Regions from separate parts of the Mus musculus genome. Here region 1 is linked to region 2. A link is a loop called in an ENCODE intact Hi-C map of the cell type or tissue named here. Cell type or tissue: gastrocnemius. All regions are shown on one strand. Links, peaks and the distances in the headings refer to the core of each region. The heading gives the core; the rest is flanking DNA. Region 1 holds the start of Slc16a6 (solute carrier family 16 (monocarboxylic acid transporters), member 6). Region 2 overlaps Arsg (arylsulfatase G).

What was found. Hi-C counts contacts between places; a loop is a spot of excess contacts. Peaks named below come from ENCODE experiments on the same cell type or tissue, not always from the same donor. Only the 100,000 strongest peaks of a DNase experiment are listed, where the experiment ranks them.
Region 1: it touches region 2 in a loop (2.2-fold over the local background); 3 of 42 quality-filtered maps call a loop at or near these places.

What each region holds. Positions count from the first base shown.
Region 1 is chr11:109,468,242-109,476,567 of GRCm38, forward strand. It overlaps Slc16a6 (solute carrier family 16 (monocarboxylic acid transporters), member 6), which reads right to left and starts at 5,357. Exons shown (of 6, transcript NM_001029842.2): 1 at 5,007-5,357. The coding sequence starts at 5,251. Arsg (arylsulfatase G) reads left to right here and starts at 5,133. Exons shown (of 14, transcript NM_028710.3): 1 at 5,133-5,180. In gastrocnemius, for the core only: no CTCF peak of the experiment used is centred there; DNase peaks (open chromatin) are centred at 4,206, 5,095, 5,702 and 7,669; H3K4me3 peaks cover 3,054 bases; H3K27ac peaks cover 2,416 bases.
Region 2 is chr11:109,569,977-109,578,255 of GRCm38, forward strand. It overlaps Arsg (arylsulfatase G), which reads left to right. Exons shown (of 14, transcript NM_028710.3): 14 at 2,243-3,354. The coding sequence ends at 2,517. Wipi1 (WD repeat domain, phosphoinositide interacting 1) reads right to left here. Exons shown (of 13, transcript NM_145940.2): 11 at 7,599-7,717; 12 at 7,081-7,181; 13 at 3,545-3,991. The coding sequence ends at 3,944. Among named protein-coding and RNA genes, the nearest start is that of Gm39442, 4.3 kb to the right of the region's middle. In gastrocnemius, for the core only: no CTCF peak of the experiment used is centred there; DNase peaks (open chromatin) are centred at 4,880 and 6,153; H3K27ac peaks cover 997 bases.

The DNA of each region.
Region 1 (8,326 bases), core at 271-8,270, 100 kb before region 2:
TCCTCATGGGCAAAACAGGGGACCGTGTCCAGGGAGGGAAAGGGTTTTGGCCCAAACAGTCCAGAATCAGACTGTCGGAGCCAACTAAAGGCCGAAGAGGGAAGTAGTGCTTTCTATGTTTATTATGGGGAAGTCTATTTTTTTTTTTCAAAGCACGTTTGCTTTTTTGGTGACAGTCTCACACAGCTACTATGGAGTAGAGGATGACTTTAAACTTCTGACCCTACTGCTTCTCTAAGCTCTCCCAAGTGCTGAGATTGTAGGCACTGGTCACCACACATGGCTTGCATGATACTAAGGACCCAGGGCTCCGTGCATGTGAGGCAGGTACTCTAGCAACATCCCCAGCCTGGCAAAGCACTCTGCAAAAAACTTTTTAAAAAAGTTTACATTAACTTATTTATTTACATTTCTGTCTCAGGGCAAGTGGAATGCATTCATGCCACAATGCTCACGTGTCTGTTAGAGACCAACCTGTGGGACTTGGTTCCCTCCTTTCATCAGGTGGGTTTTACCTGCCCAGTTGCCTCCCATCCCCGAACTACTCTTGACCTTGGACAGAGGGACTGTTCAGCCACACAACTCTGTGACTTGAGGTAGTCACTTCCCATCTCTGAGCTGGCACTCCTCTTTAGAAGGGACTGGGGAATCTTTGTTGTTCTTTATTGAGACGCCATCTTTCTATGGAGACCTGGCCATCCTGGAACTTGATGTAAACGTAGACCAGGCTGGCCTTGAACTTGTAGCCATCTGCCTGGCCTGCCTCAACCTCCCAGGTGCTGGGATTAAAGGCACTTAGCTAGCGGAGACTGGAGAATCTCGAAGGCATCCTCCAGCTTTAACAGATGATAGTTTTGACTTTAGCATTTAACTCTATTCATCAGCTGATATGACTGCAGGCTGAACCTAGTGGGTGGCCCAAGGAAACCGGGCTAAGAGGCAAAGTGCTAGCTCTGGAAGGGTCTTGAGGGGGTGGGTGTGACGCAGCTGGACGTTAGATTTGGGCAGAAGACACTGAACTGCTCCTATTTATTTCCTGAGCCCCTTTTGGGCGATAGTTTGCTCACTTATGCTTTATGTCTGCGCCTCTCTGTTCTGGCTACAACCAAATACAGCTTTCACTACATTCATGATACATACAAATCTGCAGCAACCCTCTTGTCTGGGATTAAAGGCACTAGCCAGCCACGCCCAACCAACAGAGGATGAAGGGAAACAAACCTTTCTACCTTCTTATTGGGATCATCATAAAGGGAAGATGGCCTCGCCAAGCCAACTCTAACATTTATTCCAGTTACAAGCCTGGAACATCCTTCATCCTACCATGGGTGGCTTTGAGATAAGACCACAGTATGGCACAATAACAGAGTACAAGCCTTCCTGGAAGATAATATTGGCATGTTATAGCTAAGATCGCGCGTAAGAGCTTGGGCATGGTAGCGTGCTACCCAACATGCCTGTAGGCATAAGGATCAGAAATTCATTCAAGGCCACCCATGGCTATAAGCAAGTTTGAGCCAGTTTGGGCTGCATGAGACCCTATTTCAACCCTCCTCCCTGAGTGGAAAAGACTGTATGAGGCGGGCTACCTACAGGGCAATCAGATACTCTTCCCAGACTCAGTGCCTGCATAGCATTTTGTGTATCACAGACGCTTGCTCAAAGTTTACTGAACAATCCGGGCATTGTGGTCAACTCAGAGGACCGAGGCAGGAGGATTGCTAGGTTTTGGTTACACATCTAGACTTTGTCTAAGAGAGAGAGAGAGAGAGAGAGAGAGAGAGAGAGAGAGAGAGAGAGAGAGAGAGAGAGAGAGAGAGAGAAAGAGAGAGAGAGAAAGCAAGCAAAGCTAAAGTCCAGCCTGGACTACAGTCCTGTCTACCTTCTCCTCCACCTCAAAAAACAAAACACCAAAAACAAAATACAAAAACAATCAAAGGAAATAAACACTAACAAGCAACAGAAACAAAACTAGTCCTCTTCAAAGTTTACTAAACAAAATAAGAGACTTGGGGGTGCCCCCAAAACAACACACAGCTCATGCCTTTTAAAACGAGGAAGTGTCTGGCTGCAGAATAAGCAGTTTGCTTAGCTCTTCCTCCTGCCATTTAACCAACAGGCCACTGGGCTCTACGAACCGTCACACTGTGCACACTGTGCACAAAGCAACCGAGGCCCAACCTTTCAACTTGACGACTCAAAGGCCTCCACAAATTACAGACTGCGAAAACTACCAGTCCGTTTGGTTTTGTATCTGATGGGAAACACCTTGTGGGGCTTTAAATGGCAGAGCTGGTTAAACAACCTGATTGGTCTCCGGCCACGGCTTCTCTTCTTGATGTTCAGTGTTCCCAACACGTAGATTCTGAATCTAACTAGGTTCTGAGTCCAAAGCTTGTCCCCTAAGAAGAGGCAATCCCAAGGGATGGCCTTTGACCCCGACTGACTCTGAGTTACCACCTACAGATTAGCCCAGTGTGGGTTTATCTTCTGGAAACCCTTTGGGCAGTGGTTCCGGACTAGCAGAAATCTCCTGATGGCTAAATTGCATCTGTGAAGGCGATTTCTAGGTTTTTCCCCATTAGATAGTTCTGTTATTCTGAGTAAGCGCCTGCTGGCTTTTCACCCAAGACCCCCCAATGTCCTTCTGATGGAAAAAAAAAAGGCTGGACAGTTTAGTGTATTTCCTAGTAGCTTTTGGTTACCCTTATGTCTCTGTCAAAAAAGAAAAAGGAGAGAATATAAAACAAAACAAACTGGAGTGAAGTTCTTTGCTTATAGACCTATAGACAGCTACACTCAGGAAGCCAAGACAGGAAGTGGGCTATGTGTTGAAGCAGGCTTCTTTACGCAGTAAGTCTCAAGCCAGTTTGGGCTACAGGATAATAAGCCTGTTTCCCTGAGAGGGTGAAGGAAGCAGGCCTTAAATGGGTGTCCTACAGGACTTGGAGATTTATAATTACCTGGGACATTCACTGTGATTTAATTTGTTGTAAGGATTTGGCAAAAAGACATAAAGATACTGGATTATCATACAGTCTCTGGGGTTAGTCTAGGGTCAGTTCTGGGCGAAGTTCAAAAGACAAGCTTAGAAGGCAATGAGCTGGCGGCTGCTGGTGTCAGCAGAACAGAGGCACTTCGAAGCTCCTTCAAGATGTAGACCGGAGTATACAGCTTCTGACAAGTTGTCTCTAGCCTCAGTTGTCTGGACCAGTCTGCATGTGTGTGTGGGAAGTTCGTTTGAATTCTCTCTATAAAAAACAAAACTTCCCCAACTCTAACCTGCTAAACGGCCTCAGCCACGTTTGAATGAATCACTGGCTACAAGCTATTCACCCGGTTTGCAAGACCATCGAGTTGAAACCCAAGCCCCTAATTTAAGTGTCTTCCTCTGGAGTTCCACTGAGGAAAAGTCCTGTTTCTGGAAACCGCAGAAGGAAAACTCAGGGCCAGTGGTACTCATTAAGACCAGTTTTCCACTTGACTGCATTGTTTATTTACATACTGTCAGTTTCTATCTTTGACGGTGCCGGGTGCCGCTGGTCCCTTAATTACCAGGAAAGGTGTTTCACCACTGTATTCTCCCCAACCCCCGAGCCACCTAACAGTGCTTGGCACACGGGAAGACCTTAGTATAGGAACTGGCACTTTCTTGTAGCTAGACACTCATCAGAATGGTTTGTAAAAAAAACAAAACAAAACAAACAAACAAACAAACAAACAAAAAAAACCAGTCAGATCACCAGAGGCTGAAATCTCAATCCTAAGGTAGAAATCCCCTTCCCGTCAAAAGCAGCCAGCACAGTGCCTAGCTGTACAAACCACCAGCTTCCAGGTTAAGGAGTTGTAATGGGTTCCTCAATTCCTACGATCTTCCCCCCTACCCTGTTGTTCGATGACATTTTTACACGCCATCTAACAAACTTCTATCACTTGTCTGCTGCGGTGCAGGGATTGAGAACAACCCAGAAGGAAATTAACCTATTTCCTCTTTAAAATCATTCTCCCCCCACGCCTGGAGCCGTTCAGCTGCACGACACTTTGCTGCCGCTGGTAGCCCGGCGGACCTTGGAAGTTGTGCGGGACCGACCAGCAGGCAGCAAGCGGGTGACAGTGCAGCCCGGCAAGGTGTGGGACCCACGCTCCGAAGGGAAATCTGTCTCTCTCCGGGACCGCCCTGGGGAGGGGGGTAACAGGGATGGAGACCCGAAGTTCCACTTTTCCCTCGTGCTGCCTCAGTGGCCGCCTTGGGTGCGCGCGCGAGCCCGGGGAAGGAAGGTACCTCTCTGACATTTCGCTCTGCTGACGCGCCGGCAACTTCATGAGGAAAATCCAGAGAGGGTCTGAGACGGTCGCCGGACTCGCCTCACAGCCTGGCTCCTTTCACCCCGGGTTGGGGACGATCAAAGGCCAGGGCACCCTTTAAGGTATTTCCTGGAACCCATCTATACTTAGGGTCATGGACATTCAACTCTCAGTTGCCCACAACTGCCCGAGCGCGTCATCCCAGTGGCTCCGAACACTCCCAACTGTCAGAATATTTTTCGGATTAACCTCTTTAAAATGTTAAAAGCTTTCCTCCTCCCCGCCCTTAAAAAAAAAAAAAAGGCCCCAACACATATTAAAAAACAAACAAACAAACACCCATACCCCACAATCAAACTTTTAAGCGTGTAAAATAATAAAACCAACTCACCAAGTTAGAAGGGAAGAGAATAAACCCCAAAAGGCACCCAATAAGGCGGAGGCTGGGCCTCCGGAGCCTTCTTATAAACCGCTCCGTAACATGAGAAAAAGGTTTAACCCCTTAGGGCGTGGGCCAGAGTCTCTATCAAGTTGGCTCCGGGCGGGGAGCCTGGAGTACCCTGGCCCCCAACCCACGCCAGCCTCGGCCACCCGAGCCACACCCTCCCCCCGCCCCCCAACCCTGTCGCCTCCTCCCGGGCCGTGCGTGCCGCCGCCCGCGCCCCGGCCCCGCTTCTCTCTGCCTATCTCTTATCCTATACCGGCTGCAGCCGGTCTCCGCCGGCCTCGGGGGCGCGCCGCCGACCATGTGCTGGGAGCGCCGAGCGCCTGCAAGGAGGGGGCCGGCCTGGTGCGCGCGCGCGGGCCCACGTGGATCGGGGCCGCGCAAGGCACGCGCCCCGCCTGCCGGCTGCCGGGGCTGGGGGTCACGGAAGGTAACCGCGCTGTCATCGCGGGTCGCCCATCCCCGCCGACGCCTCTGGGGTCCTTGGCCCGACGCCCTCATCCCCTCATCCGCGCGTGCCCGTGTGATCCCGGCCCGATCGGACCCCGGCACTTAGCTGCAGTGCGAGCGGGAGCGCGATCGAGCCCGGGGCGACCGAGTGCGCCCCTGCACCCCCTCTCCGAGCGCAGCTCCCGGGTCCGCCCGCGCCCTGAGGATTTGGGGAGCCAGTGAGGAGGCTGGGGAGGGGGGGTTGGGAGGGCAGGGGAGGCGCGCGTTTGGGCTGGTCCCGCGCGTCCCTGGTCCCGGACTGAACAGGTTCCTTCCAGTTTGGGTGTGAGCGGAGCACGCGCGGGATCCCGAGTTCCTCCTCTAGAGACCACTTCCCCCCCAAATTTCGTCAACTCGCGCGCCCCGCCAGTTCCCCTTCCGGGCATGCGGGGGGAAGTGCCGCAATGGGCCCTAAGGAGCCCGCGGCTGGGTTGCTGCCGGTGCACTGTCGTGTTCCCCCGCCTCCCCTCCCCGTGCTGCCTTGTTTGCAGCCGCAGCAGCCACCAGCCGCCAGCATCCGCGCTGCGCGAAAGAGATGGGAGAAGCCTGGCTGAGTCAGCATCTCCGCTTCTCCGTGCGCGCGCACCCGCCTAGGCGGGAGGCGGCGTGAGCACAGGTGCACGGCAGCCTTAACCCCCCCCCCCCCCAGGAGGCTTCTGGGGGGATCGAGACCCCCAAACCTCCAAGCCCCCTGATCCCAAAGGTCACTATGAACTAAATGGATGCTTCCGGAGAAGCCCGAGTTATTCCTGAGGACAGCGCGTGTCTGAGGATTAGGGACTGTTCAGAGCCAGAGGGGGCGCAAAGTTGGTTTCCTGGACTCCATCTCACACCTCTGGAGAAAAACTGGGTACTGCCTCACAGCAAAAGCCCTGTTCCTCTGCATTCCCCCCCCTTCCCCCCTCAGACTTAGGCAACCCACGTCGGTTGATTGTGGCTCAGAGATTGTCTTTCTGATGTTAGAAACTGCAGAGAACCTACTTTGGGAGTGTGCCTGAAGGGTCGCCACCCACCGGGAGGAGCACCGGTTCAAAATTTTAATAAAAACCTTTCCTTGCTCTGTCATTTCCCCCAGGATTTGGGAATGCAGTCACCCAGTGCTGTCAATAGGCTCTGGTGTGGCTAAGTGAGGAGGCAGGTGTATTGGTGCAGAGTGTGTTACTCTGGTCACTGTAGTCCAGCCAGGCTACCACTGAATAATAACTGGCAAATTTGTGGGAATAATTAAACCTTTACCCCATCCCAGACAGGTGTAGTCCACGCTGGCTTCAAACTTATATTTGACCCCCCCCCCCCCAAATCCTGGTTTGTTTGTTTTTAAAAAACACGATCTCACTAGCCAAGCCAAGACTAACCTAAAACTGAAGATCCTCCTGTCTCGGCCTCCAAAGTGATGGGATCGCAGGGTTCTTTTTTCTTTTTCTTTTGGTTTTTTCAAGACAGCTTTGAAACCAGGCTGGCCTCTGCCTCCCGAGTGCTGGGATTAAAGGCGTGCACCACCACCGCCTGTCGCAGGCTTCTTTTTCTTAACCAAGGTCTGTCTGTAACTGGTCTGCACCGCCTAGCTTCAACCCGTCCACCAGCCTCATCCTGCACTGTAGCTGTGACTACAGGCACAATACGCTCTGCCTGGCTGGAAATGGCACGATTTTAAGACACGTTTTAAAGATGGAGCTCAGCTGATCTTGGGCTTGCAATCTTTCTGACTGTGCCTCCCAAGCACTGAAAACGCTGGCATGTGCCGTGATGCCTACCTCTTGAGTTTTCTCAACCTCTGAGTTTAAAACTTAGATAGTGCCCAAAGTCCTAGACATCAATGAATGAATGACTGGATAAAACCAGGCTGTGGAGGGCAGTAACAGCAGCCAGGTAGAATTAATTATTAATAATGTATTACTTCACGGGGACAGTGGTGGTGCACGCCTTTGATCCCAGCACTTGGAGGCAGAGGCAGGCGGATTTCTGAGTTCAAGGACAGCCTGGTCTACAAAGTGAGTTCCAGGACAGCAAGGGCTACACAGAGAAAGACTGTCTTGAAAAAAAAAAAAGTGTATTATTGCTATTTTATTATAACTCATTGTTTTACATCTGTGTTGGTTCCGATACTGAATTAAGTAGCACCCATGTGATTTGATGTGTTGGTTTTGTTTTGTTTTTCCAGATAGGGTTTCTCTGTGTTCCAGGATAGCCACCAGGCAGCTCTCAAATTCAGACCTGCCAAAGGCATGGACCACTATGCCTGACTTATTTGGGTTTTTGAGATAAAATCTGATGAGGATGACCTTAAATTCCCGATCCTCGGAATTCACCTAAGTGCTGGAATTATAGGTCCGCTCCATCAGGTTTGGCTTGTCCTGGTGTGGTACAATGATTCCCCTTGTAGAGATGAGGCAGATTGACTTGGACCCCTGGTGTCTGGATAAGGAGAGGTGGCTGGAATCCAGCCTTGCTGGCCACAGGCTGATGACTTTTGCTGGTCAGAGCCGGGCCTCACCTTTTTCCCTTGAAGCCTAGTGATCCAGGGAAAAGATGAAAGCCCCTGTTTTTCTCCCTTCCTCAGTACTGCATTACCATGCTAATCAAAGCCCCCAGACAGAACTAACTTTGTTTAGTCCTAAATAAGAACAAAGAGACCTTTGCAGTCTGGAGTACAGGACCAGAAAAATCAGGAAATTAAGCTAAGGGCCGGGCTGTACGGTTGTCCTCTTCTGTAGGTCAGTGGGAATCTCTGTGTGGCGCAGGCAGAGTCCCCTCTTCCTCTGCAGCAGACAAGGCACTAAGTTTGTTGTGAGAGTCCCTCAGCATCTTCTTGGGGGTGTGGGGAAACAGCTTCTTCAGAGCTGCCCCAGGCGCTCTCTCTCTCTCTCTCTCTCTCTCTCTCTCTCTCTCTGTCTTTCTTTTCTAGCCCTTAGGGTCATTTGCATGAGAATAGATTCCTTTGTGCAAAGTTGGCCTGCCTGTTCCCTGTCCACACTTATAGTCTTTGGGTTGGGTTGCTAGGCAGATATGACCCTGGCTTGCAAATAAGCTCGTGGCTTTTACCAGCCTGTGAGAACTTCATCTTGGGAAGCAGTCTGAAAGAAGGCT
Region 2 (8,279 bases), core at 280-8,279:
AGTTTCGAGGCTTGTCCTCTGTGGCAGTCTTCCTCGTAGGACTTCACCTGTCAGTTTCCATCATTCGTGGTGACCTTAAACTCTTAAGCCACCTCAGCTCTCCTCAGGAAGTGTGCCTGTTCCACACTGCCTGTTGCAGGGAGGGGAAACCCCGGACAGTGTGGTTTTCTTTGCAGGGTCAAGTCCCTTCCAGTCTTTGCCTGTCTTGATTATTCCACTAGAGTGCTTTTTATTGATTTGCTGCAATAGATTTCCTAGAATTCATTTTGCTAGAGGATGGTAGTTCAAAGGACACTACTCAACTCTTTCCTTAAGTGAAACTTATCATCGCGGTGTACGATGTATATTTGCATGAGTGTGTATGGTGTATCTTTGCAGGGATGTGTGTATTGTGGTGTTCATGTAGAAGCCAGTGGACAACTTTGTAACTATTAGTTGTGTGGGGCTTGACTCTGTTTTTATGGCCCATGTGGCAAGTATGTCTATGTGCCTTGTGTTTTTAATCTTTTTAATTCTTTTTTAAGATGAAGTTTCATGTACCCCAGGAGAGCCTCAATTTTGTAGCCAAGGCTTGCCTTGAACTCCTTATCTCTCTGTCTCTACTTTTGGATTCCAGGCATGCTCCACTATGCCCCAGCTTGGATAACATATATTTAAAGGCAGGTTCATTATGTAGCTCCGAGCTGGCCTCGAACTCACAGATCTCTCTGCCTCTGGCTCCCACATGCTGAGATTAAAGTATCTCCAAACTTGATAGATCACTTAGCTTTTATGAGTGTCACCCCCAACTTTTTCTTGGTTGACTGTCGACACTTGTGTCACTTCAAGGGCTCCTTGCTGCTGCAGGAGTCAAATTTTTGTCAACTCTAGACAATGATAGAATCCCTTATCCCTGTTGCACCCGAGTGTCTGCCAGGGGAGGAAACCCCCGCTGGAGGCTTTGATCTGCAGAGGGCTATGGGACACTCTCATTCTTCTCGGGAGTTCCAGTTTCATTTCCATCCATATTGAACAAGAAAGCTGTGTCCCTGGTGTGCTTTTAGATTTGTCTTTGCTGGGTTGAGCTGTGGCCTTGTTCTGTCATCTTGTAGTGAGGCGACACCACAGCTGGACCCCTCTAATTGGTTGGTTTGTCTGTTGTGAGAATGTCCTCAGACTGGACAAGGCTGTACACACCTGTCATCTTAGCACCTGAGAGGCTGAGGCAGGAGGATCAAGAGCTTGAGGGCAGCCTAGGATCTATAGCAAAGCCCTTATACCCAAATGAGGGCATAAGCCCATGATAGAGGTTTCTCTGTAGGAAGTGGCACTGCAAAGATTTCTCAGATGTCTGTTCAGGGAAAGAACCCTCCTTCTCCCAAGCAATTGATGTTCCTAGCTTACTAATGTTTTACTACCAAGATGCCCAGAAGCAAACAGCTATTCAATTCCATAGATTTCTGTTAGGCATTCTAGCTACTTTTTGTATAGAAAAAAAGGTAGGGGGAAGTCATTGAATTCATTAGGATACAGTGCTGGGTGCTGGAGAGATGGCTTATCAGTTAAGAGGTCTTGCTGTTCTTCCAGAGGACCTAGGTTGGGTTTCCAGCACCCATACGGTGACTCACAACCATCTGCAACTCCAGTTCCACGGGATTAGATGCCCTCTTCTGCCTCCGTTTGCACTGCATGCACAAGGCATTTACACTTGGGCAAAACATCAGTACACATAAAAACAAGTAAATATTGTCTTCCAAAGTGAGAAAGGCTCCAGATGCCTTCGGCTGTCCTCTTTTGGACTGCCATAATAGCCAGATTCTCAATCTCTGTGACAGCATCATCTTCAGGGAAAATTATCCTTCTTGACATCCACCAAGTTCAACGGTTGCTATTGGAGACATCGGTATTCAAAATATCAGACTCGAGGGCTATTACAAAGCAAACAAACAACTACCAAACGAAACCAAAACAACAACAACAACAACAACAACAACATTTGCTCTCAAAGGCCAGAGACACATATTTGAATGGATGTTCACTAGTTCTGAAGGCAAGTCCAAGGGGCCAGATCTGATCCCCCTGGACAGACGATCATCACTAGAAAGACAGACTATAATATCGAGGGCATTTATTTGGTGGGGAGAGCAGTCCTTTGAATTCCTAGGCTTGGTTCCTTTAATGTGTCATCGACCACAGATGTCCGTCCTCTTCTGCAGCTCAGGGTGGAGGCTGGGTTTCACATTGTCGGTCATCCTTCCCGTAGGTGGAGCCAAAGCTTGTGATGGGAGCGTGGGTCCTGAGCAGCACCACGTGGCCCCTCTCATTTTCAACCTAGAAGATGCTGCTGATGAAGGGATGCCTCTACAGAAGGGGAGCCCCGAGTACCAGGAGGTGCTGCAGCAGGTCACCAGGGCTCTCGCAGATGTCCTCCAAGACATCGCTGATGACAACAGCTCCCGAGCAGACTACACTCAGGATCCTTCAGTGATTCCTTGCTGTAACCCCTATCAAACTACCTGCCGTTGCCAACCGGTCTGAGGGCTCATTGTTCCCCCCATGAGAAACACTACCTGAAAACTGTAGACAGGTGGGTTTACTTCCAAACTTGGGTGTGGTCATGGATGTCTGCTTTAGAAAGGAAGCTGCAGCATTTGGTTAGAAAGCAACGGCGTTACCTCTGTGTGTGTGGACTGTCTCCTCTGCATGCAGACTTGAGAAGCCCTGAGTGCTGGTACAGTGGACACGGCATGGTTAAGCACTAGCGAGTAATGGGGTCAGGTCTGAGCCCTGGGTTTAAAGCTCAGGCAATGCCTTAAACCTCAATTGCAAGTTGAAGGTTAAAGTAACCCACGAAACTGTGTGTAACCCACGAACTGACACCAGGCAGATTCTCGATCGGTATTTTAGTTTCTATCTCGTGTCCCCAGTTTCAGGGGCCATTTTGGCACAGACTCGTCTGGTTTGCTGGTGGGTAGGGGTCCGGGAGCCTACACTGTTGCCTTTGAGATGACTTGAGCAAGCTAAACCAAAGTGAGGTTTTCCCAGGCCTTGGACCCTTCTCTCCTGTAAATGTCAAGTGGATGTATTATAAAGATGTAAGCATTCAGGGCTGAAGTGGTGGCCCGTTGGTTAAGAGCTTGGCCCACTTGCTCAGTTCCCAGCACCTACATGGTAGCATAAACTGTCTGCAACTCTAGCTCTAGGGGAACCTTGTCCTCTTCTCTGGCCTCTGAGAATGCCAGACACACACGTGGTGTATATACATGTAGGTAAAACACTCATATATTAAAACATACTCTTTTCAAAAAAATTGGGATTTCTTCCCAGCCCCTAAAACTTCTAAGAAACAAAATAAAAATGTAAACAACTCACAAATGCATTGCCATGATTTTATTTAATTAGTGTCCTGAATGCGACTTCAAGGTAATAAATGATTTATTCCAATCACTGCAAAAATACTTTGCCTGGCTAAAATAGTTTCTCTCTATATTTGTAATATACACGAAACACAATTCTAAGAGATTTCCCACTAAGTACATTTTTTTTGTTTTTGTTTTTTTTTTTGTTTTTTTACACAGCATACATTTGACAAGGATGCCCTTTTTAATATAAAATTCTGGTTACATACCAATATGGTTAGTTAGCATTTACACTGTGGTTTGAAGGTCTTTTAGACTGCATGGTGTGACTCCAGCATTCCCCTTGCCCACTGGCAGTCAAGGCTGAGGGGCTTGGGTCGGGGGGCTAACTGCGGTCTATGGCTCAAGCAGGGAGGCACCCGGGACTCCTGCCTCCCTCCCTCCCCTCTGCCCACAGCATTGACTGCAGTGAGGCACCCAGGACTCCTGCCTCCCTCCCTCCCCTCTGCCCACAGCATTGACTGTATTCCGTTTCTTCCACTTTCCTCGTTCTCTCCAAAACCACCTGACAGGGGAGTGTCCTGACTTCTGAGGTAGGCTTCTTGTCAGGACTGCTTCGTTTTGCCCTTCTGACTTCCACGGCACAAGATTATCTACCAAAATCAAAACAGAATATGGCCTTACTCTTGGGAGAGGCTTCATGGAGGCGGGCTGGGCTGCCCAGGGGTCTGCGCTAGGTGGGTCAGCAGGGGAGGCTGGACCTTTGGGACTTTTATATATGACCACAGACCGACCCTTACTCATGACCGTGGGAAAATCCACCCATCTCATGAAGATGTAGATAACTGTAGCACAGATTCCAACAATACTGTTTACAAACTGGGTGTGTGCACATGTGTGCTTGTGTGCACATGTGCAGTTTTTAGAAAAGGCTCATCTTATGTGTAAACACTGACTGCTAAACGACTCTAAAGAGAACACAGAAAGCCAGCCTATGTTCTTGGTGGGGGTCGACCGTTCTCTTGCTCACAATGTTAACATTAGTGTCACAGAATACACAGGTTACAGGCTGGCTCACTACAGAAGCAGGAGCTGCTGGCCCTCCTTAAAGCCTCTTGCCAGGGATAATGAGCTTGCTTTTCTCTTGCTGGTTTTGAGGTGAAGTCAATCCCAGAGAGGAGAGTGGTGTTATGAGGGCAAAGGCAGTCTACTTGATAGAGAAAACGAGTGATGACTACAGGGCTTAAGGCAGAGCCCAGAGGCCCAGAGGCCGACTCCACCAGTGAGCCTGAGGTTCCTATCTGACAGGGAAGTGATTTTGGCTAAGCTGAGGCTCTCAAGATCCTTTTGTAGTCTTACAGGCTTTTTAAAGAATTGTGAATGAAGATATGGTTCCTGGGGAAATATTTGCAAGAGGCGTAGCATACACTTCAGAATAAAGACAAAAGGGGTTTTCCTAGCAAACCCAGCTGAACCCTTAAGCTACAGAGACATGGCTGAGATGGCTGCACTGGACAGCAGCCAGCATCACTCTCACTTCTGGTCCTTGTGCCTGGAGATGGAGAAGCCTGCCTGCTGCTGACCCAGGACCTCAGTTTGAACATCGGCTCCTTTCTCCATCTACCTGCAGGCTGTGGACAGGCTGGGCCTGGCAGCCACCATAACACCTAGCACCTGTAGCATCCACAGGCTACCCCACCTTGGCTGGACTCTAACCACTCTAGGAACTTGTCCAGTGACAAACACTTAGCTGGCAGGGAGAATTTCTTGTGCATAAACTAGTTTTGGTTTGTGGGTTTTTTTTTTTTTTTTTTTGAAGCTGAGGCTGGAACCAGTGCCCGTTGCCTACTGAGATAGCCACATCTCTAGCCCAGACAAAAATTCTAAATGCAGCTCAAGTGAACTTTCACAAATTTGCTCCTAAAGAGAGAGAGAGAGAGAGAGAGAGAGAGAGAGAACAGCTGGTTTGTACCCAGCTTTCTGGCAGTGTCTAGGTGAGTGTGCCTCAAGGCACATTTAAATGTTAGTAGTTGTGGATGTGTGTGCATGTGGGGTGGGGGGGCGGGTGGGCAGGCTCTGCGCATGGAACTCAGAGCCTCTTACATGCTAGGCAAACACACCGTCATTAATCCATACCCATCAACATTAGTTCTTAAGCCTCCCCGAGTCTCCTCCCCTTGAGGAAAATGGCTCATTTGGGGTTATTATTTTATTTGCTTTATATGTTAGTTTTCTCTAACATGGGGCTACCTCCTACCTGCCAATGTTCAGACTACTCTAATTCTGTAAATAAGGAGGTTGCAAGGTCTGTTCTGACTACACTGAAGACCCCAACTGAGTTTGTGATGTATCAATCTTCTACAACAGCCAAAGGATTTTACCAAAATTGCTAAAACAGAACCGAGTGAACATCTGACTGTGACCGTCCCAGGATAGGACGCTCTGGTCATATCTGTCCCCACGGTCTGACCGAGAGTGCCCAGGCTCCTGGAAGATGTAGTGGCAGTTAAATAGCTAAATAGCCAACTTTCAGAAGACAGACAAACTCCCTAGAGTTCTAGGAAGCATCATGGGAGCCCAAAGGCAACTGTTAGGCAGGGGGCCAACGGCTGTCTTAAAACGTATAATTAGTTGTTTTTGCTTTTTTTAAAGAACTCCTCCTTTCCACCATTAGTATACAACTGTCACTTGCTTGCAATGTATTTGGCAACTTGCCTAGGAAAGCCCAAAAATGTTCATTTCAAACTGTAATCTACGAAGCCAGTATGGAAGTCATGAACGCCTCCTGTTCCCACAAAAAGGAGCCTCACCCATCTCAGTGCCACGCCTGTCTATTCCACAGGTCCCGACCTGGCATTGTGCCCATCTGAAATGATCTCAAGTGGGATTTTTTTTTTTTTTTTGAGACAAGGCCTTATATATATAATTCAGGCTGGCCTTGAACTCACTATGTAGTTCAGATGACCCTTGCTTCCAAGTACTGGAATTCCAGGTGTGAACCACTATGCTCAATTGTAAGTGCTGCTGGGAACCGAAGCTAGGGCTTCGTATGCGCTAGCTAGGCAAGCATTCTACCAACTGGGCCACATCCCTTGCCACTGGGATGTTTCCTGACGGAGATACACAGGAGGCGCATACACTGCTACACTGTAGATGTGGATGGGAGCTAAGGAGGCCCTGACAGTCTCCAGCTCCTGCCACCCACCCTGGCTTTATCCATGCGGTTTCCTGGTGGGCAGCTGCAGCTGCTGGGGAGGCTCAAGAGTTCGGTACCAGAGCTGCAGGTGGGTTGCAAGTCAGTTCCTGCAGCCAGCCCAGAGTCCCAGACAAGACCCAGCCCCAGTAACTCATCCTAACAAGTAACAGGCAGCATTCTACAAAAGCAATCTTAGGCGCTTTGGGAAACCAGACACAGGCAGAAACTCTGACCTCACAGGGAACTAAGGTAGTGTATGTATAGAGACAGAGGCAAGGAGTCTAGGTCTCTGAGCCATCCACACTCCCCAGGTTAGTATTTGGTTACGGCAACGCTGACAGGCCTGAAGCACCACACCGATAGGCTAGCCTGCAGGATCTGAAACCACAAAGTGGGTGCCCCGGGGGGGTGGGGGGGCTCTGGTTGTAAAGCAGATTAGCAGTTAGGAGTTAGAGCGCGGGGCAGACACTTGGCCTCTTCTGGGAGGCAAGGCTTCCTTCCAGGCATACAGATGGAGTAACTCTGTTAAGGGTTCCGAATGCTCACAGGGGGAAACTCATTCTCGTCGTCTAGACACACTGGTCCCGTCGCAAACTCGTGTTCCGGAATAACTTCCCCTCGGAGCGCCCCGCCGTCCTCAGAGTATCCTGGAGGTGGGAGTGAGAAATGAATCAGGAAGCCCTCCATGACAGGTGCTGGAAGGGCAAGACCTGAGAGCATGGGAGAATGGCTGCACCTTTGCCTCCCAGATAGAAGCGAGTCTAAATTCCCCCAATCCAAGCCCCCGAGCCCTGAGAGACAGACGGGTCTCAGCCACCTCCTGTCAGAATGCTTCAATAAGTTAAAGAGTCGTTGGCTATTTGTTTATTTCGTGCCTTTAGTTCCAGCACAGGGAGGAGAGGCAGGTGGATCTTTGTGAGTTTGAGGCCAACCTGGTCTACACAGTGAGACCCTGTGAACAGGCAGGCAGGCAGGCAGGCAGGCAGGCAGGATGGATGGATGGATGGATTTGGGCTATATCCTCCTGTATTGGGCCTGGAGGTTGAGGGCTCACCAAAGCTCACCTGGCACCGTGGAGGCTGCAGACGTGCTGGGCCTTGCTACAGTTGCAGCATAAGATGGAGGTAAGGAAGGTCTGAGGTCATTTTCTTTGTTCTCTTCTGTTGTTCCTGAGCTAAGCAAGCTACATGCAGCAATTAGGGAGAGGAAGAAGAGAAGAATTCAGGACATCCCCAGAACACCTTCATGGGAGAAGATGGAGGAGGCTCACGCTCTGCTGTTTGAGAGTAAATTACAGACCCACCAGTACACTATATGATCAGCATGTACCCAAGTGGGTCAGCCAGACACCTTCAACACTGCTTACAGCCCTCTGCTCCTCTGGTATATTGAGGCAAGAAGGCTAAGACACGCTAATGAGGTCATGTTAATGACATGCTAATAAGGTCATGCTAACGACATGCTAATGAGGCCATGATATGGTACATACTTCACATAATTTTAGAGGCTTTTAAATCGGATTCTGTGAACTCTTTCTGACTAACCACTGTGCTCGTAAGGGCTGTGCTAGGCAGCCAGACTGAGCAGGGGGACATCCCACTTGGGGTATTATGCCATCTGCCTAGGTGCTGTCCTAAAGGAAACATTGGAACTAAACAAAAACCTGCTGGGGGCATGGCACAGGGACTTCGAGGAGGTAGCAACAGCAGCAAGAACATTGGAGCAGAGACAGCGCTGCACACCTG